2 separate regions of the Homo sapiens genome follow, and region 2 is linked to region 1. Evidence: chromatin contacts called from ENCODE Hi-C or POLR2A ChIA-PET data. All regions are on one chromosome and are shown on one strand. The core of a region is the stretch at or near the end of the contact, and the rest is flanking DNA. Distances in the headings are between cores, read along the strand shown.

The links. A loop is a pair of places that touch in the nucleus more often than their neighbours do. ChIA-PET counts read pairs that join two places held with the same protein, here RNA polymerase II (POLR2A). Pooled maps may share reads with other maps.
Region 2: a map of endothelial cell of umbilical vein shows a loop between it and region 1 (3-fold over the local background). The contact joins two enhancer-like sites. A Hi-C loop is called at or near these places in 1 of 168 maps with a recorded cell type or tissue (endothelial cell of umbilical vein) and 5 of 50 pooled maps. POLR2A ChIA-PET finds 5 or more read pairs at or near these places in 2 of 52 experiments (OCI-LY7 and activated naive CD4-positive, alpha-beta T cell).

Annotation. Positions count from the first base shown.
Region 1 is chr5:72,839,994-72,847,090 of GRCh38, reverse strand. The region is part of intron 1 of TNPO1 (transportin 1); the gene reads right to left. Among named protein-coding and RNA genes, the nearest start is that of TNPO1, 27 kb to the right of the region's middle. Within about 2 kb of position 4,075, at least 4 of the 41 ENCODE cell types and tissues checked have a DNase peak (open chromatin) inside an H3K27ac peak, as active enhancers do; they include endothelial cell of umbilical vein, where a contact is called at or near this core.
Region 2 is chr5:72,246,893-72,253,365 of GRCh38, reverse strand. The region is part of intron 4 of MRPS27 (mitochondrial ribosomal protein S27); the gene reads left to right. Among named protein-coding and RNA genes, the nearest start is that of MRPS27, 70 kb to the left of the region's middle. Within about 2 kb of position 4,790, at least 13 of the 41 ENCODE cell types and tissues checked have a DNase peak (open chromatin) inside an H3K27ac peak, as active enhancers do; they include endothelial cell of umbilical vein, where a contact is called at or near this core.

The DNA of each region.
Region 1 (7,097 bases), core at 2,826-5,325:
TCGTAAATGGCCCAATCTAATAAACTGTTCTTAAACAAAAAAAAACTCAAAACAAAATCACCACCATCTGGACATAAAATGTATTAATACTGTAGTGCTTTTATTCTAGTCTTCATTCTATGTGTTTTTATGCACATTATATTTTATAATAATGGGATTGTCCTGTTTCTTGCCTGACTTCGTATATCATTAAATATTTATTGAAAATATTTCAATAAAAAGTGAATAGTATTCCATTGTACCACTGTCATTTTTATACACTTTTATTTGATACAATATAGACACAACATTGTACAAATGATAAGCATATGATCCATAGATGGATTTTTACAAAGTGAACCCATCTGTGTAACCAACACCCAGCTCAAGATAGAGATCGCTGAGTATGAAGAGGTTTCTTTTGTGTCCAATCCCAGCCATCAACCCTTCCTAAAGTAATCCCCAGTATAATTTCTATCACTATAGATTTCTCCCCTTCCCTCTCTTAACTTCAGAAACTTTTAAAAAACTACAAATATTATAATAAATCAAACAACATGGTTGTATAAGACAAGTTAATTCAATCCTATCTCCAGGCTCCCTAGAGAACCCGTTTTAACAGTTTTATGTGAATCTTTCTACATTCTAATCTCACATATATTTTTCCTCTTTTTTTAAGATCATCCTCCATACTACACTAATACTAACTCTACAACGTTTTTTACACATTAATATGACATGGCCATAATTCCGGGCCAATACATACCAATTTAACTCACCTTTTAATAGATGCACATTGGTCTTGAGAATGGATAGAGCATAATTTGTTCAACCATCTCCTGATTGGCTTCCAGATTGCTTCTACTTTTTTGCCACTACCAACAACACAGCAAAAAAATTCTTGTACCAATGTCCCTACATAATAGTGGCAACCTGGTGGGGTTATTAGGCCAAAAAGTATGTGAATTTAAAAACTTTAAACAGTTATTACCAAATTACTTTCCAAAAAGTTACGCAATTCACACACGCCAACAATATGAATGTTTCCTTTATCTCCACCAGCACATTCTTTTAATTTTCATGAAGCTAAACAATGCCAATTTAATTTCCCCTGATACCAGTGGGGATGGGGAACTTAAAGTCTGAGCCTTAGTAATATTAGAGTTGGAGCTGCTACCAGGCATACCCTACCTGCTGAGGTGACATTCAGATAGCCCACTCAACCCCCTAGCTGCCCTTTTAAACAAGAAACTAAAGCAAGGGACCAATAGCAGTCAAGTCTGAAAGGCATCTTCATTATCACATCCATCCTGAGGATGGCTGTACCATAATATCAGGCCAATAGCATGCTTCCTTCTTTATTTCTGTCGTCAACTAGGGTTTTCTTTTCAAACAGCTTAGTATTAAGGACATTTAATTTGATCAGCCTATGATGACAGAATAGGTGTTTCCCCACACCTTACTCAAATTATCTGTAACAAAGGGCTCTCAAGAATATTTGATTCAGATAACTGCTTGATAAGAGATCTTAAGCCACTTTGAACTTTTCTATCACATCTTTTTAAAAAGTGTGATAAAATCTACATACATAACATTTATCATTTTAAGTATACAGTTCAGTGGCATCCATCTCCAAAACTTACCATATTTTAAAAGCCATTAAAATAAGGAAGAATCTTATACCCTGGGGTAGCCAGACATTGCAGGGTTAATTAGATAACATCTGAAGTACTTCAAGCTAACCAAGCACATCAGGATTATTATATGAGGTAGAAATCATTTATTTAAATAGTAAACTACATTTATATTAATTAAATAGAATATCAAGATCAATATTGGATTTTCTTATAAAATTTAAATATTACCTGGAGTATTCTTTTTGCATGTTGAAGGCTCAGCTTTCTAAATGTCTCAAAAAAAGGAAGTAGTACTTCAAATTTCGCTCCCTTAGATGATACTCCATACTACACTAATATTAACTTTACAACTTATGCCTGATTGGCCCATGACATTCAATGGTGACCAAAAAAAAAAAAAGGCATTTCAACAAGCCAAAATACAGTTATTTGAAAAACAAGATAGAAGACAGCCCCAGAATAAAAAGTAGCCTGCAAGTGGTGAGTTACTGTGATACCATTTTGGACTTTCAGAAGACTAGAGCTTACTCATGAGTAAGTTTTTAACTTAAATTTACATAAAAATTTTGAATTTGCTACAGTTGAGAATCATGTGAAGTAAAGAAGCCAGACTGGCTGAAGAGAAAGTAAAAATATATAGCTTCTTCCTTGTTGGATAGTCTGTAAAATATAGTTTAAAAAGCAGACTGGAGATATGGACTCAACTGACCACGTTTGAATTCTAGTTCTTCCACTTAGTAGCAGTGAAAACCTGGGCAAGTTAATTAATCTAAGTCTTAGTTTCCCAACCCTAAAATGGGAATATACTAACTCTGTATGCAGATCATAGGTCCCTGGCACACAATATGTGTAATTTGAAAAATAGTAGTTTTATAGTTAAATGAATGGCTTTCTAGCATCTGCAAGATAAAATCTAACTTCTTTTCATGGAAGAAGTCTCTTCATCATCTGGTTCATCACCTTCAAAGACAATTTTATCTATGACTCAACTTCCAACTTTATGCTCCATCATCTTTTCCTGCACCTCTCCTACCTCTGAGCCTTTGCATAGGGATTTCCTGCTGGGAATGCCCTCCTTAAACCTGACCAATTGGCAAACTCCTTCTCACTCTTTAGAGCTACCCTCATTCACTGATTTTCCAAATATTTATTGAGAGTCTTTCTTGGCACTATGATTGATACTGGATACTATTTCTCTTCTGTGTCATTATTCCAAGATCTCCTCACAAGACTTAAGTGTATTTTTCATTACAGATCTATGGTTTATAGCTATTTCCATTCTAGAAACTGTCATATTGTATTATAATTATTTCTAGGTCTGTCCTGGCAATAGATCACAAGTTCCTTGAGAGCAGGGACAGTGTCTTTTCACTCTCTTTGCCTGGCAGAGTCCGATTCAACAAATACTTGTTGAATAAACGCTATTGTTGTTGCTATTAATTCAACTGAGTAACTATTAAGTAGAACTACCATGTGCTCAGTGAATTTTGGAGATTCAAAGATAAGTAAAATATAGTTTGTTTTTATCCTCACTAAGTTCTCATTTGGTGAGAGAGGCAGATGACCTGTCAATGAATAAAGTATATGGTAAAGTACAATAGGAAAAGAGAGAAAAGCAAATACATTCCACCAGGAGACAGAGATGCATTTTCCCCCCATCTGGTTCAATTAAAATTTTTTCCATCTAATTTCAACTAAATTCAAAGTTAGATGTTTCTATCTATATGCTGAATCACTATGAATGTGAGAAATGTTGCTATTAGTGACGTCATTTCCCAAAATGGTAAACAACTCTTGGTAGAGATCCAAACAAAACAAGGTACAATTGTCCTTCAATAACATAGTAGTTTTTTGTTTTTTGGGTTTGTTTTTTTTTTTTTTGAGACGGAATCTTGCTCTGTCACCCAGGCTGGAGTGCAGTGGTGCGATCTCGGCTCACTGCAACGTCCGCCTCTCAGGTTCAAACAATTCTCCTGCCTCAGCCTCCCGAGTAGCTGGGATTACAGGTGTGTGCTAGCACGCTCGGTTAATTTTTGAATTTTTAGCAGAGACAGGGTTTCACCATGTTGTCCAGGCTGGTCTGGAACTCCTGACCTCAAGTGATCTGCCCGCCTCAGCCTCCTAAAGTGCTGGGATTACAGGCGTGAGCCACCCTGCCTGGCCATAGTTTTTATTCCTAGAAAATTCAACATATATTAAAACTCTGCAAAAAGTTCCACATGTATATGTAAAATTGAGTTAGGCTCTTGGCTCTGATATCTATAAACAGATTTCTTACACCTTTGTGACTATCTAACAAGACATTTACAAGTCATACAAAGCTAGGACAATTCTTCATGGTGAACATCTAGCACTCTCAGCCCTGCCCAGTAAATGACAAGAGCACCTCCCAGTCACTAGGACACCTCCAGAGAGCAGCACTGCCTCAGTGGAGAATGACTATGGTAAATGACTAAGGGCTGTGAAAACATTATGCTAACCCAGTTAGGAGGTCAAGAAAGGACTTCCTTGAGGAAGTGACTCTTTATCAGAAATCTAACAGGAATTATCAAAAAGCAAAAGTGAGGCTAGGAGGACCTCATAGATGATGTTAAGAAGCTTGGACTATCTTAAGGATAATACAAAGCTTGTGAAAGGGGTTTAAATTGATAAAAAACATGATCAAAGTCTGGAAAAGAATTAATCCTCCTAGACATGGGGAAGGAGAGGTTCATCTTTTGTTCTATAGCTTTAATATTAGGTTAATTTTTAGAATGTGTCATATTTCAATAAAAATGATTTTTAAAACCCATCAGTTTGCAATGAGGGCAGGAGGAGCCATAGGAAGACCTAACTGTCCAATCTGCATATAAAATGGAATTCCAGTTTGTTAGGGGAAGGGCAGTCCTGTTTCACAGAGAGCCAAGATGCTACCAAAAACTCTGGTACTTAAATATTGAAGACTTAAACACATGCACTATTTTGTTAGTAATAGTGATAGCTAATATTTTTGAGTGCCAAGCAGTGTTCTAAGCACTTCACAACTCTATGATGCTGCTCTATTAATTACATTTTACAAATAAGTACATTGAGGCACAGAGAAGTTACTTGCCTAAGGTTGGTCAGCTAGTAAATGCCAAAGCCATGATTCAAACCCAACTAATCTGGCTCCAGTGTCCAGTCTGGAAGCCCCTGATATACTGCCTTTCCAAAAGAAACATCAATCTCCATAAACTGGGAAACTACTCATAAATACAACCATGTGCATACGAAAGAACATATATTTTGATACCTTTGTGGTGAGGTAAAAGAGAAAAGTAAAATCACACTTCACCATCATAAAAGTCATAATAGATCTAAAAAACCAGTAGTATGTATATAGTATGACAATATAATAAAAATGAGGTATTCTCATAGCATTGAGTAAATGAGTTAAAAACATTCTAAATATAATCTTCACAACACCCCTCTGTTGTAAGTAGGTAGCAAGTATTATTTTTATTTGACAAGCAGATAAATCAAAACAGCTTAAGAAATTTGCTGAATCATTTGCTGAATGTGAATCAGATATGTAGACTTCCACAGAAAATCTCTCTTATACTGTTTTTTTTTTTTACAGAAAAATGCTATGATGAGCAAGGAGAAAAAAAATCAGAGCTATCCAATGATCTAAAAAGAGCATGCTATTTAAAGAATACAATTATTTAATAAAACTTTCATGAGAAATTGAACCAAAGTTCAGGTATGAAGGGAAAGAAGGAAAAGTTTACAGGCACCTAATGATGAATCAAAACGTTGACAAACTTGTTAAATTATAGCTATCAGTGGAACTAGAAAGTCCTTTAAGAAAGTCTATAGGCTGGGCGCGGTGGCTCATTCCTGTAATCCCAGCACTTTGGGAAGCCGAGGCGGGCGGATCACAAGGTCATGAGTTCGAGACCTGGTGAAACCCCGTCTCTACTAAAAAAATACAAAAATTAGCCAGGCGTGGTGGCATGCCCCTGTAATCTCAGCTACTTAGGAGGCTGAGGCATGAGAATTGCTTGAACCTGGGAGGTGGAAAAAAAAGTCTATAATGAGCCGGGCGCGGTGGCTCACGCCTGTATTCCAGCACTTTGGGAGGCTGAGGCGGGTGGATCGCCTGAGGTCAGGAGTTCGAGACCAGCCTGGCCAACATGGTGAAACCCCATCTCTACTAAAAATACAAAACATTAGCTGGGTGTGGTAGCGGGCGCCTGTAATCCCTACTAGGGAGGCTGAGGCAGGAGAATCTCTTGAACCAAGGAGGTGGAGCTTGCAGTGAGCCAAGATTGTGCCATTGCACTCCAGCCTGGGCAACAAGAGGGAAATTCGGTCTCCAAAAAAAAAAAAAAAAAGAGAGAGAGTCTAAAACCAGAGGTTATGGATCAAGAAGGAAGAGAAAAAAATGCAAAACTAACTGTTGAGCTCATATTAGTTACGGAAATGAGCTCAACTAGATTAGAAGGACAGGGACCATAACTCATGTTACACAGTGCTAGGCACATGGGGTTTAAATCATCCTCGATTGAGACTGATGGGTAAATCATCTAGTTCACCACTTGAAAATAGGCTAAGACGTTAAAATTTTAACTTTCTGGCATTACAAAGTTATTGTCATCTAGGAGTTTAGAGATTAACAGAACACAGAAAATGGAAAATAGGTACTAAGGAAAGTTTGAATAAATGTATGCTTAGAGTGTCTTTTCTGGAAGAACTTTGAAGATGACTAGACATGCTTACTAAATGCTAGTTAAAGTTTACAAATCAACATTAAAAAAAAGAGTGTGGTATCAAATTGAGTGATAAGAAGGAAAGCTTGATCTCAAAATTTGACCCAATCTATAACCAGACACTTCCTATACTTTAGCCCATTTAATATTCACAACAGCACTATGAGGTAGATGTTAACTCCATTTTATATTAACCGAGGTTCAGAGAGGTTAAGTAGCTTGCCCAGCTAGTATGTGGCAGATTAGGCATTCAAAACCAAACCTGTGTGATTCCAAAGTCTGAACCATGCCTACTAATAACAGCAACCCTGTTATCATTAATGGGTCCTTCCATGTGCCAGTTATTATGTTAAATTCTTTAAATACATGATCTCATTTAATTCCATGAATATGTACTATAATTATCTCCATTTTACAGAAGAGGAACAGGCTTAAGAGAACTTAAGCAATGTGTCCAAGATCACACAGTAATGAACAAAGCGAGGACTCAAGCCCAGATGCACCCAACTCCAGAGCCCATGCACTGAACTACTACTCTGCCATATTATTCTCATTCTGCCACCCCACGAACATGTGACTAACCCTTAGAGAACTTAACAGTGGGCAGACTATGAGCGGTCTGCGTTATACAACTCTTTCCCTTTCTATTCCATGCATCACCAATAATTCAACGGCTCTCTTGATGAATGTCTACTTCAGGTCAATCACTTCAGATATGATAACTGCACCTTGCTTTTCAGAGCACAAATTT
Region 2 (6,473 bases), core at 3,541-6,040, 590 kb after region 1:
CTGCCTGTGGAAGTGTTGTGATTAAACGTGATAGATTGATCATATGTGCTTATCTCTATTTCCTACAGAAACCTCCATAGATATGACAGTAAAGGGTAGAAGAGGCAAAAATTGACAAAATAAGAGACTGGGAGAGGAGACAACGAGCAAAGCTTGGAAGTTAGAAAACAAAAGTAATGGAGTTAGCAGAAAAAGAAAGCTACAACCTAAGCCGGCAGGAGAGGTAGTCCAGAAGCAAGGCAGTCGAACCATAGGACCCCAGAAAGCCTCGTAAATGAGAAGCAGCATGATTCCCAAAGTAGAAGTGTGAGTGGAGCTGAGACAGGAGGATTGACGGGAAGTCTTCATACAAGTTAGTGAAATACCCAACTCTAGCAGAGGAGTGGTTGTTTTCTTTCTGGAGAGAGTGAGCCAGAAGGACTCTGGACTTGGGTATACAAGGCTTATTTTACCTCTCAGTGAGGAAATTGGATGAGCCCTCTCTAGGTACTCTGACTGTCCAAGGAGAAAAGACCTATGGGGATTTTGGCGGTCCCCCAACAAAATAGCACCACCAGGGTACCCTGGCAAAGACATGAGGTGAAAGATGAGAACATGTTGTTTTCATTTCTACATTCCTCTCATAATATGAATTTCCTGCTATGCCAAATGCAATTCCATTATTCAGAGTGACACATTTTCTATAAAGCAGGCCATCTGAATGCAAGCCACCTACTTCTGGTGCTCAACAACAACCAAAAGTGTGTTTCAAATGCTATAGGGAAAACCACCTGTGTTAGGTTCACTGTGGGCTCTTAGGCTAGGATTTTAATCCCCTTCAATTTCACTTTCCTACTTTGTAAAAAGGGGAAAATGTATATAAAGTACTTAGGATAATGCTTGGCACATGGTAAGTACTCAGCACATTTTAGTTAATTATCATCATCATCCTCATTTTCAGTCACAGTTAAAGATTTTTCACAAACTGATCAGGGCAAAAGAAGCCTTCCTTCAGTATGATTTTCCTTTAAAAGTTCTAAATGCTCAGAAAAAAAAAGCAAGTTCTTTAGTATGCTACATTTTTTATAAGTATTCATTCAGAGAAATATACTTATGGTACAAGTATTGCTGATAAATTAGACTTTCCTATGGTTGCATGGGAATGTGAAAAACCCTTGAGATAATCAAAAGCTGTGGTCACTATAGCAACAGCTCACCCTTGTCTTTCCTTTTTTGAGCCTGTCTTAAATCAGAATCCTAAAACAGAGTTATTATTGGTTATTTGTACCCATAATTTTTTTTCAACATGAGAAAAACTATTGTATATTTGTTGTTCATAGATATTCTCTTAGCTTAGTGGCCTTTGTTTTCATGTGACTGCTGTCAGCTGCTCTTTCCAAGTTGTCTGAAAGAGCTGATGGTTCCATTTAGGTTGGGAGCAGGAACAGGTGCTTTCAGCCTTAAACTCCTTTCAGGTTGCCAGTGGTGGGCACGTGATGGAAAAGGGGGTTCTTAGAAACAAAGCTGGGTCAGTGGCTTGCTCAGCAGCAAATGCTTTGCTTTAGTTGGTGTTTTCCTTTATTTCCCAGCCTTGGATGGGTGGCATGTTCTACACAAATAACTACTTTCTTCTTCTGAGCTCTTGCCCCAACCACAGATCCAAGCCATGAGCAGCACTTAGCAGCTTCTCTTTTCAGTAGTTCGGTTTATCCTCCATAGGCATCCACACTCCTTAGCTGTCTACCTCAACCAGAGGCTAGTGGGCACTGAGCTGACACAAAGCTCAAGGTATAAACCCCATTGTATTATAAGAGTGCTTTGCTAATCTTGTGGAAACCAGTATAATCCCCATTGTATTATAACAGTGCCTTGCCAAGCATGTGGAAAGCAGTCCAAGAGCAAAACATGATAGGTAAATTGACTCCTCCTTAGGTCATCCCCTTGCTTCTCCTTCCTAGACCTTTTTCTGTCATAAATAAGATCAGAAACCCTGCCACCAGTCATCAGCCTGACTGGCAAAACTTTGCTGGTTGGCTTTGGGCCTCTGTGATTGTAAAAAGCCTCTCTGTTGTCCCCTTTCCTTCACCTTCCAGCTCCTCATTTGAGACTGTCTTGAGAGGAATGAGAGGGCAAAGGATTCTTTACCCTCTTACTGACCCAGTTCTTCCTACTGTATTCCATCCCCTCTGGCTAATGGCAGTCAGGTCTTTGCTGCACACAGGTACCCAGCGCTCTGCAAGTCACCTGCCGTGTGGATGGTAATAATCATAAGAGTTCATACTTAACTCAGTGGCCCTTAGAATGAGGCTGCTGCTGACTGCTCTGTCCAAGTTGTCTGAAAGCACCATGTGCCAGGCATTTTAATTTTACATGTTTTATCTCTTTAATCTTCATATCAATCTAGAGTTTTACCAGATAAACTGGATATAACTTTTACCGGTTAGAATCCTGAATCCATTTTAGAATCAGTTTCCTGAGGTTCTAACATAGGAGAAGTTCTCTCTGATGCTGATATCTTAACTACCTCTCTACTACCAAAGACAGTTATGCCTGTGATCTCGCCACTGCACTCCAGCCTGGGTGACAGAGTGAGACCTTGTCTTTAAAAATATATATTTTAGTATTGCTTGTATATGTGCATATTTTTACTGTGTTTGGTTCCAAAAAGAATTATAAGCCGGCAAAATGCCTAAATAGCTCCTATGTGATTTTCATAATAACCCAGTGATTAAGGTATTATCATCTCTATTTTAAAAATGATAAAACTGATTCTTAGGTTAAATGACTCAGTTAGTGAGTCGGGGCTGGGTTCTAATCAAACACAGAGCAGCACTTTGTCAGAGATTTACCTGGTGGCAGTGCAATTAGTTTTCACAGTGAAAGTGGCATCGAGTCCTCTCTCATGTCTGTGATAACAGTAATTTTGTCACTTCTTTCCCTACTCTTCTGCCCCTGGAGAAGCAGCATTACTGTGGTTTGGTTCAGTTCTCTATCAGACAGGCCCTTGAATGCAGAGTCAAAAAGTCATGCACCTTGAAAAACTCAACACAGAACATATCCCTAAGTAGTAAAAGTATAACATGAGAATGATGGACACCAACTTTCTTGTTCTAGAAAGTGAGAGAAGCAGGGTACAACATTATCTCTAACATTTTTATTTCTTAAATATACCCAAGGAAACAAAAAAGACAGACTATTGGGAAGAAGAGAGAAAAGTTGGATTTATTTTCCTATTGAGAGCCAGTTTTTCAAAATTTATTATCAGGGTGTTATGAAATAATCAGTGTTATATACATGGGAAATTACCTATGATGCTTATAAATTAACCTTCTAAACTTGTTATCAATGCTCAAAAAATACTTGGAGTTTTTTTGTTATTTTTGTTTTTTTGTTTTTTGTTTTTGAGATGGAGTCTCGTTCTGTCGCCCAGGCTGGAGTGCAGTGGCGTGATCTCAGCTTACTGCAAGCTCCGCCTCCCAGGTTCACTCCATTCTCCTGCCTCAGCCTCCCAAGTAGCTGGGACTACAGGCAGCTGCCACCACACTCGGCTAATTTCTTTGTATTGTTTTAGTAGAGACGGGGTTTCACCGTGTTAGCCAGGATGGTCTCTGTCTCCTGACCTCGTGATCCACCCGCCTCGGCCTCCCAAAGTGCTGGGATTACAGGCGTGAACCACTGCGCCCAGCCTGTTTTTGTTTTTTTGAGATGGAGTCTTGCTCTGTCGCCCAGGCTGGAGTGCAGTGGCGCCATCTTGGCTCACTGCAACCTCTGCCTCCCGGGTTCAAGTGATTCTCCTGCCTCAGCCTCCCAAGTAGCTGGGATTACAGGCACGTGCTGCTGCGCCAGGCTAATTTTTGTATTTTTTAGTAGAGACGGGGTTTCACCATTTTGGCCAGGCTGGTCTTGAACTCCTGACCTCAAGTGACCTGCCCGCCTCGGCCTCCCACAGTGCCAGGATTACAGGCGTGAGCCACCACGCGGGGCTGAAAATACTTGTTTTTGATCATCCCAATCTAACCTTATTGAAGGCAAGGAGATGTTTATTCTTCTTTGTCTCTTAGTGCCCAGCATAATATCCTGATTCATAGTAGGTTGATAAATGATCAAATGCAGAAGAGAGGAGCTTTGACCTCATCAAATGCTCCATTCTGTTGTAATAAGTAATTTCATATAGGTATAGAAGTAGAACTATTCTCTCTGCAGTTTAACATTCAGTTTTGCCTTATTCATGCTTAAAAAATCCCAGCTTTCTTACTTTTTTGCCTAAGATTATTGAAGGAAAAAGTGTATCTGTTCACTAAAGGCTGCATTCATTGTAGCAGCCATGTATATGTGGACAGTCTACTTGCTACCACACTTGAAATTCTGCTTAATGTGCACTCATAAAGGACAAGCTCCCACCCCTTCGAACTCAGTGTAATTGTTCAGTATATGAGCTTGTGGTGTTTAAGAAACTAGGGAGGCAGAGGTATTTTCATAGCTTGTTATCCTCTTCTCTCCCACAAAGTGCAGCCATGATCTGACACATGATCAATGGGCCGAGCCCTTTTTAGGATGCAGAAGATGCTCCCTGTGTCTGTGGATCACAATAGCAAACAATAGCAACTTCTGCAATGATATTTTGCCTCCCTGGTGTTCAAACTTCTTCAGTTAAGCCTGTCTGGAATCTATTTAACTATTATACATCAAAGCTTTTTTTTTTTTTTTTTTTTTTTTTAAATGAAAATGGTGGGGGTGGAACCAGAGAGGAAAACCTGTATCTTTGCCAAGGAGCCCTCTCTCCTTCCCCTATGACTCATACTTAGGAAAGCTGAGGGACTTTGGAAAGCTGCCTGAGTCACATTGAGGCAGGTCTCCTGGCACTTTCAGACACTTTTTAAATTTTCTCAGGCAGTAAAAGATGTTTTTCAAATTGTTCATTCCCTCTTTCTGGGCCAGCCTAAAAGCTTTTGTTTAGCTAAAGTATGGCTTTTTTATGCAAGATTTGCCAGCCAGAACAGATGAACCCGGAACTTTGTATTTGGTTTATTACTAAAGAAACAGCTCTTTCATATTCAGAATTGTAACTGTTCCTTCTTATGATTGTCATCCTATTAAAAGGAATTGCCTCTGGTACTTAACCTTCCTATGACATGAAGTTTGCATTTGGTCATTGTTAAGAATTTTCTTAGCATATTTTGTTTGTATAATTTCAAATATTCAGTTTTTAAAAATTTGGTTTTTGGTATGAGAGACTAGCTTGAGCTAAATAGAGGAGCTGCCTATTAAATGTATTATAGTCATACTGAGTTTTACTATTTGGCAGCAGAAGAAAGAAAGGTCACCTTAATTTTTCTGTCTTTACATGTAAACAACTAAGGGTTTTTGTTTGTTTGGTGAGTGGTAAAGTAAACCTTTCTAAAAACCAATTGGACTCACAAATAATAAGTCTCAATTTTTAAATATCTTTCCTTTTTAAACTACAAATAGTCATTATGTTCCAAAAACTGTCAAGTAATTTCTTAATATCTCTATGCCCACCCTATCCTACTCCCCTTTTTTTAGAGTTCAACCATTTCTGCTATAGGAATTGCCAGATAACAGAGGTTTGATAAAGTAACAGTATATAAAACAATAATTTATATTATGTAGGAAAATTACTTTGGATGACTTTCTTAGATATAAGATGAATTGCACTGAAATATTTGAGTAGAAAATAAAATGCTTTACTAATGGAGTGATCAATTGCTGAAAATTTTATTTTCTATAAAACTTGATCTTCAGTTATAATGTACTTTAGGGACCTTAAATTTAACTTTAGCTGATTTTATCATTTCACCTTGAAATTTTAGATGCCAATTTGCAGGGCCCACCATTCCCATAATAATAATCTCTGTTGCCTGCCCAAAGTGGGTACCATATGGTGGGGGAATGGAGGCTAGTGGAATAAAGTAAAATCAGCTGTGGACTGAATGGTTGCTCGTTTATCTTTGAGTCTTTATTCACTTGTTTGTATCACTGCCATTTTTCTGGTTTAATAGAAACTTGTATATGACTGATGTTTTAATGAGTAGATATAGGCTTATTGTCTTTTACAGTCATTAAACTTAAGTGCTGGAAGGAGTTCCGGGGGTCTGGTCTAGTCCAGAGTTCAAGTGTATTTTGTTTGGCCCGTAAGCTGTGTTTTTATAAACAGTATAATGAAATCACTTTGCTTGATTGTAATACAAGCAGCTTTGTACCTATTGTCTTACATGATTCATGCATTTATATTAACTGACTGGCCCCTGTAGACAGTTGAGTTTGTGATCCAGATAACCGTACCTCTTCATTTTACAGTTGCAGGAACTGAAACCCTGAAGGATCAAGTGACTTTCCAAAGTTAAACAGCTAGTTCAGGGCAATTCCAGAACTGTTTTACACTGAGTTTATTTTTCTGTTGATTCTGCTCCTAAATTTAGAAGAGATGTTTATTTTTCGCTGTTAGAGACCTTTGTGAAACCACAAAAATGTTT